Linked DNA regions of Homo sapiens: region 2 is linked to region 1. A link is an interaction called in ENCODE POLR2A ChIA-PET data of the cell type or tissue named here. Cell type or tissue: PC-9. All regions are shown on one strand. Links, peaks and the distances in the headings refer to the core of each region. The heading gives the core; the rest is flanking DNA. Region 1 holds the start of MPP4 (MAGUK p55 scaffold protein 4). Region 2 overlaps ALS2 (alsin Rho guanine nucleotide exchange factor ALS2).

Region 1 (8,272 bases), core at 4,891-7,390:
CATGTTGGCCAGGCTGGTCTCAACCTCCTGACCTCAGGTGATCCACCAGCCTCGGCCTCCCAAAATGTTGGGATTACAGGCATGAACCATCACACTGGGCCAGAAGAAACTTTAGAATAAGAAACTTCAGGGTACCTAAACAGAACTGTAGATATTTTACTTTCTAACTTTAACAAACAAATAGGAATAACTTTTTAAAGCACTTTTATTTATCCAGGGTTGCTGCAAGGACAAACGGTTGTAGCCAGCTGATAAAGTGTTGCCAATGACCATCGTGGTGGCTGTTTTGTGATTCCAGGGGGCCTCTGGAAGAAAAAGAGCTGTGGGGAGAAAAGGAAGGGACTACCATATTCTCCTCCACCTAAGTTAATTCCTTCCTAAGCGAAGAAGTTTGTGTAGCTCTTCTCTGAGAGTTGCCTTCTAAGAACTTTTTCCAAGTTGAAATTTCCTACCAGTTGATAAATGACACCATTGGGTAAGTAGTTGCTATGATCTGAATGTGTACTTCCAAAATGCATATGTGATGATATTAAAAGGTAAGGCTAGCTGGGTGTGGTGGCTCATGCCTGTAATCCCAGCACTTTGGGAAGCTGAGCCGGACGGATCACCTGAGGTCAGGAGTTTGAGACCAGCCTGGCCAACATGGTGAAACCCCATCTCTATTAAAACTACAAAAATGAGCCAAGTGTGGTGGTGGGTGCCTGTAATCCCAGCTACTCAGGAGGCTGAGGCAGGAGAATCGCTTGAAGCTGGGAGGCGGAGGTTGCAGTGAGTTGAGATCAGGCCAGCGCATTCCAGCCTGGGCAACAGAGTGAGACTCTGTCTCAAAAAAAAAAAAAAAAAATAGGTAAGGTCTTTGGGAGCCGATAGGTCATCAGGGCTCTGCCCTCATGAATATGGAATTAATGCCCTTATACAAGAGACCCCAAGAGAGCTGGCTAGCCCCTTCCATTATGTGAGGACATAGCAAGAAGTTACCATTTAGGAACCAGAGAGGGAGCCCTCAAAAGACACTGAATCTGCTGCCGACTGGATTTTGGACTTCCTGGCCTACAGAACTGTGAGATATCAATTTCTGTTGTTTATAAACTATTCCACTATCCAGCCTGAATGGACTGAAGCTGTCATTTTCTACACACTCCCCACAACCCCTTCAGCAAGCAAAGGCTTCCGAGCAAAGAAGCACTCACCTTTAGCAGAGCCTGAAGCCACGGCGAGTGGAGGAGATCGTACAAGAGACACACTCCATTCACATCTCTGCCGTAGAACAGACTCAGCTCTTGCAGCACAAGCCTCAGGATCTGGGAGAGGCCTAGGAAAGGAAGAGAGCAGAGATGGGGTGGCAGGTGCGGGTGTAAATGTGAAAGGCAACTCAGATAGCTGGGGCATGCCATGGGGTCTCACCAGGAGTGGAAATGACACTGGATCTCAGGCCAAAAGATCTGACTTCAAGCCCTGTTCCACCTCTTACTTTGTGAACGTCACAAAGTCACATAGCTATCCGAAACCCAGTTTCTTTGCCCAAGATGAGAAGGTGCTAGCTTTGTCATAGTGTTGTTCTTAACACTGAGTAAAATAATAGATCGTGATGTGCAGATGTAAGATGTCATGAAAGGAAAATGATTGCTTTCCCCTCCCCCATCTTACCAGCCTGTCGTTTATCCCAAAATTATCTACTTGTGTTCTGTATCCTCTTTCTCTAACTCAAACATAAGAGTCATTTCATCCTCTCAAAAAATTCTTATTGAGAGTGATATTGAAAAATTCTAACTCCCAATAGATTTAATGCAAAGCTCAGTATTCTCCTGATTAAAGGGTCTCTAAACAGATTTTAGTGAATATTCTATTTTTTGACAGTATTTTCACAGTGTTGTAGTGATATTCTGAATGTGAACAACTTAAGAAGTTCTAAGTTTTACATAAAACATTGTCAGGTAAGGGAAAAAAAGGTTTTGAATCCATCATGTCCATTTATTTCCTTCCTGGCTTGAAATTTGTTCTTAAAGTTATCACTGGTAGGGCAGTAGTGCAACCAAAAATGTACAAGATCCTCATAGGGATCACAGTAAGTCTGTCAGGATTTCTGCCTATTCATTTGATCACATGTCAGAGGTGATATTACTTTCTGGTCTAGAAAAGGAGTCCTGGTGACACATACCATTCTGTGGATTGGTGGCTGTAGAAAGCTTCATGTCCTTCTTGTCTGGTGGATCTGCTCCTTTGTCTGACTGTATCATCCTCCCTGCCGGAGCTTCTGAAAGGAATTCAGGACTAGGAAGCGGGTCAATACACGGCACACAGCTCACTCAGTCCCACTGGCCACCAGCTCTCAGCACACTGGAATATATTTTCAATAGCATTTCCTCAGCAAGCCAGGCCCTGTGCTACACACTGGGATACACATCAAATGAAACACAGTCTTCCCCTGTGGTGCCTACTCTTAACCATCACCAGTGGCGTGAAAGAGAAAACGACTATTGCATAAAATGCTCCCCCTAACTCCATGTTTTAAACACATTTTTTAGCCTTTCAGAAGAATTGATTTCCTAGAAACCACACCTACCCACTTTTTAGAAGTAAATGACAAATACTATATTTATTTATCTTCCACCTCTTTACCCAGTTGACTTTACCCATCATTAGAGCTCAGAAAAGTCTTGCGTGGACCAGCTCCACTCAGGTGCCCCATTTCCTCTCATTGCACCTTATAGTTCTTCATAGAAGAACTAGCTGGTCTGGTCACAGTTGCAAGAATTATGGGTTATTACTGAGGCACACTCTTGGAATTTAGAGACAACACTGTAACGATCTGTTGTTTTGTTTTGTTTCTAGAGTGCTTTCCTGGCTCAATCCTACAATTTGTATAGAGTCTGGACAGTTTTCTTTTTCCCTTTTTTTTTTTTTTTTTTTTTTTTTGAGACAGGGTCTCACTCTGTTGCTTAGGCTGAAGTGTGGTGGCATGATCATGGCTCATGATCATGCACCCTCGACCTCTTAGGTTCAAATCATCCTGCTACCTCAGCCTCTTGAGTATCTGGGACCATAGGCATGTGCCACCACACTCGGCTAATTTTTAACTTCTTGTAGAGATGGGGTCTCACTATGTTGCCCAGGCTGGTCTCCAACTTCTGGGCAATCTTCCCACCTTGGCTTCTCTAAGCACTGGGATAATAGGTGTGAGCCATCGCACCTGGCCTAGACAGTTTTCTTAACCCTATCAGATTTAATACCAGTCTTTGAAAACTAGTTTGAAATGCTTATTTTAATGTTTATTTTTGGTATTGCTTTAGGTAGATTTAGTTTCAAGAAGTAGAAACCCAGAATAATTTTGGCTTAGCAGAGTAGTTTATATCTTGTTCGTGTGAAAGTTCAGAGACAGAGAGAATCCAGGGCTAATAGGGCAGCCTTGCTCCACGAAGTCCTCAGGGAATAGGTTCCTTCCGGCTACTGCTCTGTCACCCTAGGGTGTAGCATGGTTCTGTCTACCTGCTCCAAGATGGCAGCTGCAGCTCCAGTCATCACGCCTACATTTCGGCCAACAGGGTAGGGGAGGAAGGGATTAAGAAAACACGGGCAAAGAAAATATGCCTACTGCTCTTTAAGCAAAGTTTTCCACAAGTTGCCCTACACAGTGAAGAATCGCCTCATGCCCTGTATAGCTTTCAAATGTCCCACTGAACTATCATGTCACTGAAAAACAATAAAACCTGTAGTTATCTGAATCCAGACGCCAACTTTTCTTTACATATAAACACAAGACACTTTTGCACTGGTTTAATATACAATGGGGAGTAGGGTATTGAGGCAGGGAAGGTGAAAAAGCCAGTAATAGGTTGTCATCAAGAAGTAACCACTGTAGGCAACTAGAGCTTAATCCCACGGGGGAACAGGGGCCAAGGGAGTGAGAGTATTTACACACCAATGGCAACATGAGGGTTTTTATACACCAATGGCAACCTTGGTATATAAATACCCTCACTCTCTTGGCCCCTGTTAGAGCCAACAGGTTAAGAGCTCTTCCCAGAGAGCATTATTTCTGACTCTTCCAGCATGCAACATGTATACCTTCGGATAGGAAGTGGAGGGGCTAGCAGCTGGAGTGGGCTCAGAGTGCACCAAAATGGTAACAACCAAGGGGTATGCGGTGGGGGTAGGGACCAACAACATTGTTATAGTAGGACAATAAAGAATACATTAAGGTTTTTGTTATAAAAGGAACACTTCAAATTAGTTGTTAAAGACTGGAGTATTGACTCTGATAGGGTTGAGAACCACTGTCTAGAATCTAGACTGATTGTGGGTTGAAGCCAGGAAGGCTATCTAAAAGAAGAAAAGATCATTATTATTTTGACTCTAAATTCTAAGGCAGTGAGAAGAGCAACACAGAAAGCTGTTACAGCATTTTAGACAACTTTCCCCTACACATTCCTTTCCAAACACCCTGAAGTCTTCCGGTTTGCTAGGTTCTACCAAAGCTTGACATCGTTATGCTTTTGACTTGCCCTCCATCACCTACCTTGCCCACTTGTAATTGAGTCAGATTAAACAATGCGTTTTCCTGTGTTCTGTGTTGTTTTTGACTCTATTGAATCATTTAGCATCACAGCTGCATATCTGACTCATCTTCCTCCCTGGAGGGGAGCACTTCCAGGGTAGAAAATTGAAAAGGGAGATGGAGTGCCTGCTAGAGAGCAGACAAAAGTCAGAGCAGACAGATGAGGCTGACACTCAGGCTGACTCTTAAAATTGGTTCCCCTCCAGCACCTCACAAATCACACGTCCTTGGCAAAGCAGTGCAGATTAAACAAGCCAACTGTTGTTTGCACGTCATGAGGTGGACCACATTTCTGCCATATTTAATGCCCGAATGACTGTGCTGAGCTAGGCCTACCCATTCAGCAGTTGGGGGCACACACTAGAGACTACATATTTCTGAGATGAATTTATTGTGAGGGAGCTTTACAGATAGACTGTGCTTCACAGATAGGCGGTGGTTTCTTGAGTGAATGCAATGGTTAAAATAGCTTCTAATAAATCTAGAGCCAACTTCAGGGCTACCTAGATAACTAATTCATACATTCTAAAAGGCTCGTTTTGACCCAAAGTTTCTCAGCCATAGAGGCAAAAACAATAATTACAGTAATCTACAACTTATGCAAATTCTAAAAACTGTGCTTGGCTCCTCATCTTCAGGTTCCTATGACAAATTTATGGTGGACTGAATGTTGTGTCCCCACCCCCAATTCAGATGTTGAAGCCCTAATCCCCATTGTTGATGGCATTTGAAGATGGGGCCTTTGGGAGGTAACTGGGTTAAGGTCATGAGGTAGAGGCCTCAAGATGTCATTAGCGTCTGGGTAAGAGCCATCAGAGTTCATGTGTTCTCTCTCTCCCTGCCAGATGATGGCACAGTGAAAACGCGGCCATCTGAAAGCCAGGAAGAGAACCCTCGCAAGAACCCAACCATGCTGGCATCCCAATCTTCAACTTCCAGCCTCCAGAACTGTATGAGAAAATACATTTCTGTTGTTTAAGCCACTGTCTATGGTACTTTGTTATGACAGCCAAAGCTAAGACAAAACTCATAGAAAAAAACTTCCAGAAAATGATTTTCCCTCCCTCCAGGTAGCTAAGAAAACAGTTGCAACTTCTTGCCCTCATAGCACTTCTCATTTTCCCAGTTCTTGTATCCACTGGCTTGCTCAGTGTCTGTCTCCCGCAGGTGTCATGTCTGCAGAGGGCCTGGGGAGCAGAGATGTTGCTTATCTTGTTCATGCTGCAGCTTCACCTGCAACAGTGCTTGGGCCATAGCAAGCACTTGGTATGTTCAGTTGTTGTTGGGAAGGGGTAGAACAAGGAGAGGCCAAGATCCAGAAGTAAAAGGCTGATACCTCCCTCAAGGCAGTAGCCAGCAGCTGGGACTTCAATCCTAATGGGGGAGGCAGCTGAACTCCAGAGGCCTGTGCCCTCCCTTCCTTTCCTCCCTGGCCTGGTATCCTGACTTAAACCTCTTTCCCTATCAAACTTTAAAACTGGGGGCAGAAGCGGATCTTAGAGATAATCAAATGCAAAACCTTTGTTTTACAGATAAGGAATCTGACATTCAAGGAGGTATTCAGTAGAGTTAACATGTAGTAAAATCGAGTTTTCCTCTTTTGTTTCCTTAGTCCTGAAAGATGCTGATGCCTGGCATGATGCCTGGCAAAAGACTTACCTTCCTTTCCATGACTTCTGTACCAAATTTGTCAGTTGAAGCTTATCTATTTCTGCTATCTTGAGAGTGAGAATTCTTGATTGAGACTGCAAATAAGTAAGCACCCACCACATGCAATTCCGGACTGAGTACACAGAAAGGATAGCCAGTTCTTGACTCAGAAGATGCATTAGTGTGACTGATGCCTAAGGAATTTGTCCTAAATCTTGTTTTAAAAGTATTTCCATTAGCTTTTTAAAACGTACTATTAAATGCCACAACCCCCTACCCTTACTATGCTTGTTTTTCAAAATAGTGCTTTTTACTAGACAAACCCTAAAAAAGCACTTGGAAACTTAATGATGAGAAATGGCCCTTACAAAAATAGCTGGCTTCCTCTGGGTCCAAATGCTGTTGATTAGGACCAGGGCAAATGCCCATTGTACTCAATCTTCCTGACAACTCATTATTCCATACTGAAGAAATGGCTTCTCGAAGCAAAACCTGCTCTTTCAAGATCATAAAATTCCCCATATCATTTGAGTTAAAATGAAACTAAGCCATTTGAGTTAGATTACCCAGATTTATATCTTTAGCTATTAAAAACTGACAGGCAAGCTAGGCAGTTATGGATACATCTTCTGGTAACTGAGGATTATTTGCCAAGGTCTCTTACCTGCAAGACTGTAAACATGCATGTTGCTCCTATCCAGACAAAAGCTTTAGTAGGATACTAGTGGCCTGTTAGCTGCCAAAGTCACCTCACTGCTCCCGATAAAATCTCTGCACATCCTCTTTGATGTAATCCACAGATGCCTAACCCAGCCTAACAACTAAATTACTCACAAGCCTTTCCTGCCACAAATCTTCTTAAGTATTCCTTGAAGTCTAATTTGTATCATTTTCAAACCTACATTCTAGTATTTTCTCTCAAATTGCCAACACATAGTTAACGGCAGAAAAACATAGTATTTTTGTTGATTAGTTCAAGATGACAGACATTCCACAACAGAAGATAGCATTTTTAATGAAAGAAAAAAATGTGGCAGGACCGGAAATAAGCCAATAACCTACTAACCTTATTAAATCTCTCATGTTATGGTGAGAAAACAACTGAAGACTGTTCAGCTAATAATAGAAACCCATCAAAAACAGTACCTTCTGGTCAATCCCCTCCCAAGCCACTGTTCTGAACCTAACAAATAGTGCTTTCTGTCTCAGATAGGAGCTACTTCTTTATCTGAAAACTTAATACTGCAGGGAGTGCTCAGTGGGGAGAGCATTTGGAAGGGGATATTGCAGAAAGGAGAGGAAGGTATTGCTGACAGCAAGGCAAAAGGTAGAGACCAAATGGCAATTATCAGAGGGTCCTCAGCCCTTCTACCCATATTAATCACATGGCTTTCCTTATCTCTCCATCATAGATGAAAACACAAGTTGGGAATGTGATACATTTGTGTTTTGAGTACAGCATATTTTGTGAAAAGCACTTGATTTCAATAAGATTTTCATTTTTAACTCACTTTTAAGAACTTTCAATACATAACCAGCTATGAAATGACATCTCTGGCAGCTGTAGTAGCAAAAAGCACTGGACTTCTAGGGAAGTAGGGAGTAGGGAAGTTCTAGGCTGGAGTCCCAGCTCTGGCAGTGAGCAAATCTTGGTCACTGCTTGTCTGAAAAATGGGGGGAAATGGGGATAACACCTGCATCCTTGGGCTGCTGTAAGCATTCATTACGCATGTGAATGACCATTGTAAACTGCTGCAGGAGTGCCAAGGACTTCTATTTACAAACATTGGCCTGGAGATTTAGGGTTTTTCTTCCAATACACTTCAAAATTTATAACTTTAATATGCTATCTGAAAAGCATATAGTAGGAAGAATCCAAAGTAACTGAACAGTTTCATTCAAGACTCCAGTAAAAGGACGAATTGTAACATGGCTTTTCTTAGAACAGAGACAGCCTATCATCATTGGAAATCTTCTCAATGGGTCAATTTGTCTCAAAGTTTTTGTTTGTCCATTTCCACATATTATCCACCCCCGCCCAGAGTCAGAAATTCTGTAAATTTGGCT
Region 2 (8,253 bases), core at 317-2,816, 57 kb after region 1:
GTCTATCAATCACTAATTAATCCCCATAATTTAGAATCTGTTAAGAATCATAAAACTACAAATGATTCTTTATAGCAAAAAGTATACTTAGGATACAGTAAAAAATAACCACAGAAGGAAGGTAATTTTTAAATTAATTCCAGTTGCCTTCACTCTACTATGAATACAGACATTTATATTAACTCACTACTTTAGATAATCATTCCAATTACTCACTTAAAAACTTCCCAATATCTAATTTGTTAATGTCGTAACAATTTCTAATAAACAAAATGCCAGTTTTACCCTAATATATGTGAATAGACATAGTCTGATGTTTGAATTATAGTTATTTTGGCAGTGGCAGAGACATCTTTCAGGTTAAAAAACAAAACAAAAAAAACTGTTGGCTCTTTTCTTTTCCTATGTGACAGGTGGGGGCCTCTTTTTCATCAATTAAAAATCTGAGCCATTCCTGTCTTCCAGTGAAATATAATCTTATCCCAACACCCCTTTCTGTACTCCAAGATGAACACACATTGAAGAAGATATGGAAAAGCGCACCATGGATACTTAAGTCTTTTACTGCTTTTTTTTTCTTTTCCTTTTTTTTTTTTTGAGATAAGAGTTTCATTCTTTTGCCCAGGCTGAAGTGAAGTGGCACAATCTCAGCTTACTGCAACCTCTGCCCTTCCCAGATTCAAGCGATTCTCCTGCCTCAGCCTCCTGAGTAGCTGGAATTATAGGAGCCCACCACCATGCCCAGCTAATTTTTGTATTTTTAGTAGAGACTGGGTTTTGCCATGTTGGCCAGCCTGGTCTCAAACTCCTGACCTCAGGTGATCCACCTGCCTCAGTCTTCCAAAGCACTAGGATTAAAGGTGTGAGCCACCAGGCCTGGCCAAGTCCTTTACTGTTAAGAACAAATTCAAGAGTAAAGTGACAGCTTTTTATCAGAGTTAATGGTGTGTAATAATCTGAAGCTAGAAGAGCCCAGATTTCCTCTATGAGGAAAGTGAGATTTAGAGACCTTCCCAGGAGAGAGATTATTTGTTTAAGCCAACTTCTATCGGTAAATGTTGGTAGCGCTTACCTAGGCAGAACATCGCCGTGCCCCAGCTGCCCTTCCTTCCCTTTCCCCCAGGTCCACACTTCTGTTCTCAGAGAAGGCAGGAGCGCATCTGCTTCTCCACTGTATGTGGGGGTCAGAACCACTGTCCTCGTTTTCACCCGTGCAGCCTTTCTTAAGAGCCTGGGGGAAACTGAAAACCAACCAGACGTGGGGTGAAGGAGTGGGAGTCCAGAGGGTAAGAAAACATATCATTTGGACAAACTTAAGATTTTCAAAAACATACGCCACCAATGGTATTTTTGAAGCATATTCTAGAGGCTCTCTGTAGAAAAGGGGACCTGTTAGTCAAATGAAATTGGTAAATACTCACTGCTACAATCTATCCTCCCACTACCTCCTCTGCAGAGATTCACACACACATTAGCACACACTGAAGGTGGTGACAAATCCTGTAAATAAAAGCCCTGTTTAAATATGTTTAACCCAGCTGGAATTCCAAACATTTAGCCACAGAAACCTTTTCTGTACAACATCTAGTGACATCCTATAGAACTTGTATTCTAAAGAATATGCTGAACAAAATACTATACTAAGGCTGACAAATACTTTTCTCATTTGAAAACAAAAATTAACGAGCCAGGCAAAGTGGCTGTAGTCCTAGCTACTCAGGAGGCTGAGATGGAAGGATTCCTTGAGCACAGGAGTTTGAGGTTATAGTGTGTTATGACTACATCTGTGAATACCCACTGCACTCCAGCCTGGGCAACATAGCAAGACACTGTCTCTTTTTTTTTTCTTGAGACGGAGTTTCGCTCTTGTCATCCAGGCTGGAGTGTAATGGCATGATCTCGGCTCGCAGGAACCTCTGCTTCCTGGGTTCAAGTGATTCTCCTGCCTCAGCCTCCTGAGTAGCTAGGATTACAGGCATGCACCACCACACCCAGCTAATTTTTGTATTCTTAGTAGAGACAGGGTTTTGCCATACTGGCCAGGCTGTTCTCAAACTCCTGATCTCAAGTAATCCTCCTGCCTTGGCCTCCCAAAGTGCTGGGATTACAGGTGTGAGCCACTGTGCCCGGCTCCCATCTCTTAAAACACAAAAAGCCTTTCTAAGTCAAGGTCTAAGTTGAAATATATTATGAATAATTGTAATAAAGAATTCATTTTAGCTATAAAATGTAAACATTTCTGAGACGGGAAAAAGATTATGAAAGGGATATACTAAAAAGCTTTTGTACTTGCCTATTTCAAATTATTTTACAGAGATGTTAAAAAATGTTTTAAAAGAACATTGCCATCTTTTATAGTGTTCAAAATTACATCAAACACACACAACACTATGTGAATAGTGTTTGATGCCAGGATAAGATTTGAAGAAAATCATCAAATGTCACTCAGTAGAGACTTAGTCATTAGGTCATTAACTTGAGGGCCACAAGAAAGTGATCATCACTGCCTAATATCAACATCTTTTCTGGTGAATGTATCGTTTCTATGCATACGGAGACTCAAATAAACCTACTTGAAGATTCCTCAAGGATGTACTCCAGATAATTCTTAGAGAGGGGGAAAAGAGTACATGTAAAATTTTTCGAAAGATACTTTAGGTTACTAAGTAAAATTTAACCATAGGATATAAGTCTATTAGTGGGATTCATGATGTAATGATATGAAAAAATATTCCACATTTGTAGTTCAAAGAGATTGCAAATATATTTATATACTTAAAATGCTAAAGGACACTTAAGAATAAGAAAAGTTTGGTGCAAGATTCTCCTTCAGATTTAATAGAGATCATAGGCCTTCTTATACATCATATATATTATATATATATACATATATATTCACATTAATCATGACTTAAGTTTTATTTGTGTAGAGGAAAATCTGGTGGTAATGAGAATTAAGAGTGGCACAAGAGTGTTCAGTAAGTAGAACAAGGGGAGAAACAGGTGCAGAGTAAAAAAGGTAAGTTTTAGTACAGTCTAGAATTCCTAACTTTTGAGCTTTGCACAAAATCATGTAAACCAGGAGTTGGTCAATTATAGCCCATGGCCAAACAGGGCCTACCATATGTTTTTGTAAATAAAGTTTTGTTGGGATATAGCTTCACTCATTCATTACATATTGTCTCTGGCTGCTTTTACATAACCACAGCGTAGCTGAGTAGTTGTCACAGAGACAGGATGTCCTACAAACCTTAAAATATTTCTCTTTGGCTCTTTACAGAAAAAGTCTGCCAAATCCTGGTCTCATCAAATGCTTCTCAGACTTTAGTGTGCATACTAATCACCTGGGGGACCTTGCTCTAATGCATGTTTTGATTCAGTAAGTCGAGAGTGGAACCTGAGAGTCTGCGTTTGTAACAAGTTCCCAGATGCTGCTGATGCTGCTGGTCTGCAGGCCACTCTTGAGAAGCATTAAGTCCAGATGGCTGAGACTGCTGAACTGATTGAGAAAAGGAGAAGAACCAACTGCATAATATTCTAAAAAGTTTATTGCCTATGGTCTCAGAAAATGAAATTTTCTCTTCTTGAAGCTTAAGAATTCTCTCCTCTTTCAAGTCAAGTACAGTAATTCACTTATCCAATGGTCGCATCTCCAACCTCATCGATCTGGAGTATCGGTCCCAATTAGGAAATAAGAAGGGTACTGTAACACTCCAGAACAATAAAATAAGATTCACAATAAGGTTCATAAGCAGGAGCAAACATCAAGAAAAAGTGACGTTCTAACTTTATAGTGATATCTAAAGCAGATAAACATGTAACTTTCTTTTAAAACCACCATTAAATAAATATTCACATTTGAATATGTCAGCTTCATAATTAGGACAGCTTTTTTAATAATACAGCATGCGATGTCAGGAGCATCCTGGATTCCCCAAAAGTCAATTCACAAAACCTAGTTATTTCCTTACCTTGTGACAACAATCCAGGGAGGGAGAGTCTTCGACTGCCTCCCTCTGTTTCTTCTTCTCTGATATCCACAAGACTTGAACTTTTCTTTCCTTGCATTGATTCCTGTTTAACCTGTTCTTCCCTGCTATCTTTCAAACCTTCGGGGCCAATGGCACTACTGCCTGCCTGAGCTCCAGTTTCACAAGGGGTTGTACTATAAAAGTTCATAACTTTCTTCAGTGACAAGGCACCAGCTTCATAAGTAGCAGCCACTCTCACACCAACAGCAGATGCACAAGAGACCACCAGGCTGTTTAGGGCTGAGGTGCTTGTGGTAGGCGGGCTGTGGAGATTAGGAATTGCTTCTTCTAAAAGAGGCTAAAATATACACACATAAAAAATTATATAAAAATATAATCCCTTATGCAACAAGCAATCAATAAAAAGAAAGGCTAATATCCATCGCTATTTGCATGTAAGAATCTAAAACGACAGAAGTTCTCTTCATCTTCAACTAAAGGTATTCTCTTCTTGATCATGGAGTTAACACATTAAATGGAAATGAGTACTCAAAATACAGTTCCTTCTCCAAAGTACTTCCTTTTGTCTAGATGTTGTGTTTTTCTATGGTATTTCAAAATAAGCCTCGGCTGCTTTTATAAAATTAAACACAGTAAAAAGGGAGGGAGAAGAAAAGGCATGGAAAACACTGCCTTTAATGCCAAGTGCACTGTGACAGCCCTGGACAGAAGATTGAAAAAATGCAAATTTCATTATTGATCCCTTTCAGGAAAATTTATACAGACTACTACCTAGAAGTGGCAGGAAAAAAATTAGATTTTATGAAGAAAAAAAAAGCTTTCCCTGAAATGCTTTATAAATTGAAATTTAGATATAGCATATGGAGATGGAAAAATAAGTTATACCTGTAACCTATCATCTCCCAAATTATGCTCAACTCGAGTGCCTTTACTGGCTCATCAATGAGTTATTTTCTATGACCCAGGGGCTAGAAAAGCTGTAGGATTACCTTTGCTCTTGCTACCACAGATGGCAAATGTGGTAGGTTAATAATTAAACATTTGGAACCAGTGTTCTTAGTGTGATTCTAGAAGTGTACTAGAAAGTCAAACTAAAGTTTTCTGATATCTTAATGAAAAAATCAGTTGAAATTTACTCTAAGCTGTCAAACATCATTGTTCCCTAAAAAGGAAGGTCATTAAATGTACCTACCAAACACATAAAAAAGCTTTCAGCTCATCAGCATAGATCATATTGAAAAATTTGCTTCTTATTGTACCCAAAGATCTCAAAGGGAATATACACATTCCTTCATTTGTCCTAAACTAAAATACAAATATAATGTGTGTGTGTGCGCATGTGTGTGTGTGTGTGTGTGTGTGTTTGTTTGTATATTTTAACATTGGCATCTGACTTCCTAAAGGAAATAATTCCTGGTACCTAGCGAAGTGCCTGACATGTAAGTACTCAAAACATTTTGTTGAATTAAACGCTAAATTCAAAAGAGCTATTTCCATGCAAATTAGTCTGTAAATAGTCAATAAACAAATATACTTAATAAAACGAAAAAGAAATACAAAGCCTATTACTTCTTTGGTGATACAGCTCCCACGATAGCTTGTTCAGAAGAACTAGTGTCACTATGTCCACTTTTTGTTTACAAAGGCTCCTTACATAAGCAGTGATGGTATTTAGAGGTAACTATTTTAGGGGGTTCTTAACCACTAGGTACAGCAAAGTCACAAAACTCTACCTTATATAAACCTTGAACTACTGTTCTAACTGGCTCCTTCTACTTAATTATATTTAAAAATATAGTAATAAGCCCTCCCCTACAAAAAACATAATTAGCAATTTTGATGAAATATATAATTTTAGGAGTTCCAGTCAACCAGTAATACTTTGGTTTATTTCCCAAGTGAGAGAGTCTCAGTTATATCTCGCCAGAAGAGAAAAAACTTGCCCTAAAACAAATAAATTCCTTGTGAATTAGCTGTATGATTGAGATGTTATTTACAAAGAATAAATTAAATGTAATAGAAACACACATTTAATTTAAATAAATTAAATTTAATTCAATAGAAACACACACATTGTTACTAGCATAAGTAACAAAAACTTCCAATGTTTAACAAAGTAAGTAAAATGTGATAAGCATGTACAGTCTAAGAATTTTCTACATGCATTCTTGTTAAACTACTACTTTTGCTTTGTTCAGACTTTATAATACCTTTCTCCAAACAGCTTATCCTTGATTTTTTTAAAAATTCAAATACCCACAAGTTTCAGTGAATAGATTGTGAAATAAAGACTATTTCTAAAAATACCTTCATGTTCACATTCTGACAGAGTAAACAATAAGAATTGAGAATCAAGAGGCTATGTGGTTTCAAAAACCTAAAAAGAAACACTGCAGGACAGATCTTTTATGAGTATGATCTTTTGTTTTGTTTTCTTACAGTTTTGGTAAAGCAAAATCAAAAGGCCACACTAAGAGTAAAACACAGAAATAATCCTTTTAAAACAATTTAGTTTAAGCGGGAACTCAAACTTTACCATGTGCTACTGATAAACAACTTTTGTTCATTCTACCACAAATCTTCAAAATGAAAATAGTTTTAATAAGATATATAAAATAGGCTGGGCATGATGGCTCATGCCTGTAATCTCAACACTTTGGGAGGCTGAGGTGGGAGGATTGCTTGAGCTCAGGAGTTTGAGATGAGCCTGGGCAACAGGCTCTACTCTACTTAAAAATAAAATCAGCAGGTGTGGTGGCATGTGTATAGTCCCAGCTACTTGGAAGGCTGAAATGGGAGGATCGCTTGAACCTGGGAGATCGAGGCTGCAGTGAGCCACAATCGCATTACTGCACTCCAGCCTGGGTGACAGAGCAAGACCCCATCTCAAAAACAAACAAACAAAAAGATAAAATATTAGCCACCTCTTCAAATTAAGCCCAGTAAGGACCACAGCTATAATTGAAAAAAACTGAAACATGTAATTGCCTGTAAGTTTTAAATCTGCCTACAATTGAAGGATCTGCCACAAAACAATCTTCCCTGTTAAAGAAGGAAAAGACTTTTCTCTACAGAATTCTGAAGAGTGTTACAAACACAAGTAAGAAGAATCTTTGTGAATCTCTAGTTATATTAAACTATTCAGGGCCCACCAAAATTCAGTACTTTAGCCATAGAAAAAAAGTACTAGCAAGAAAAAAAAATGAAATGCTCCTACTTATAAAACAAGCCCAACATGACACCTTTCAATATCATAAAGGGCCAGAACAAACATAAAGAGTGATTTTGAATTAATCCAGGTTCTTTCCTTTATCTAGGCTTGCCTGATAAAACAAAATTATAATCAAACTCAAAAAATAAAAAATGCTACCAAGCCTTACTCATTTTAAAGTTTCTAAAGAAAAGCCCATACAGTTCAACTCTAGACACACTTTTATTTTATAAAATTGAGCAGGTACCTGAGATGGCACTGGCTTTTCACCATGCTCTGAGTCCTCTCTTACTGAATGATCTGACAGTTTCCGTAGGTATTCATTGACTGCTTGGGTGTCAGGGTATGATGGTATGTTTCTGGCAGAGGAAATTTCAGTTGTTCCCATGACATTTTGTTGAGAGGACATGGCATCGCTGCTTGTGATCTGAGCACTTACTGCATTCAGTTCAGTAGCAACAGACTGATCATTTGCTACAAGAGTGTTCTCAAATACTTCTTCCTGCCTGTCAAGGGTTTCAGTGGAGGGGCTGAGAGCAGTGCTGGCATGGTTTTCTGCCTGAGATTCTGTCAGTGTCACACCTAATGGGCAACAATGACTGTCTGATATAATCACATGGTCTTCTTTGTCAGTCATAGTAATCAAGAGCTGGCTGCACTGGTTGCATCGTTCTGGGACTGGCTTCAGATCCTGGGAAGGGAGGCATTGTACAAGGGCTAAGCTGTGGAAAGCACCACAGGCAACTTGAAGCACCACTCGCCCAGCAAGATGTTCTACCTTTTGCGGCTTTGTCACTGGGAAGGCAGTGGTAATGAGACCCAACTGACAACCGGTACCCCATGCCCAAATCTCTCTGCTTATTGACAATGCCAGAGTGTGCTCCTCGCCACACGCCAACTGTAAAATCCTGACTGCTAACAAAGGGCTGGCCTCAGAATCAGCAATGCTGACAGGATTTGGTTCCGGCACATACTGCTGGTTGGCTACTGCACACTGGCCAGCAGAATTCTCTCCCCACATGTACGCGACACCATTGTCTGTCACTGCTC

Evidence for each region. ChIA-PET counts read pairs that join two places held together with the same protein. Peaks named below come from ENCODE experiments on the same cell type or tissue, not always from the same donor. Only the 100,000 strongest peaks of a DNase experiment are listed, where the experiment ranks them.
Region 2: POLR2A ChIA-PET joins it to region 1 with 9 read pairs; 4 of 35 experiments call an interaction of 5 or more read pairs at or near these places.

Annotation. Positions count from the first base shown.
Region 1 is chr2:201,691,718-201,699,989 of GRCh38, forward strand. MPP4 (MAGUK p55 scaffold protein 4) reads right to left here and starts at 6,927. Exons shown (of 22, transcript NM_033066.3): 1 at 6,870-6,927; 2 at 2,159-2,337; 3 at 1,191-1,312. The coding sequence starts at 2,237. RefSeq lists enhancers at 7,557-8,058, 8,059-8,272. In PC-9, for the core only: no CTCF peak of the experiment used is centred there; DNase peaks (open chromatin) are centred at 6,314 and 7,004; H3K27ac peaks cover 715 bases.
Region 2 is chr2:201,753,431-201,761,683 of GRCh38, forward strand. It overlaps ALS2 (alsin Rho guanine nucleotide exchange factor ALS2), which reads right to left. Exons shown (of 34, transcript NM_020919.4): 4 at 7,451-8,253; 5 at 3,972-4,329; 6 at 1,073-1,241. Among named protein-coding and RNA genes, the nearest start is that of ALS2, 23 kb to the right of the region's middle. In PC-9, for the core only: no CTCF peak of the experiment used is centred there; no DNase peak of the experiment used is centred there.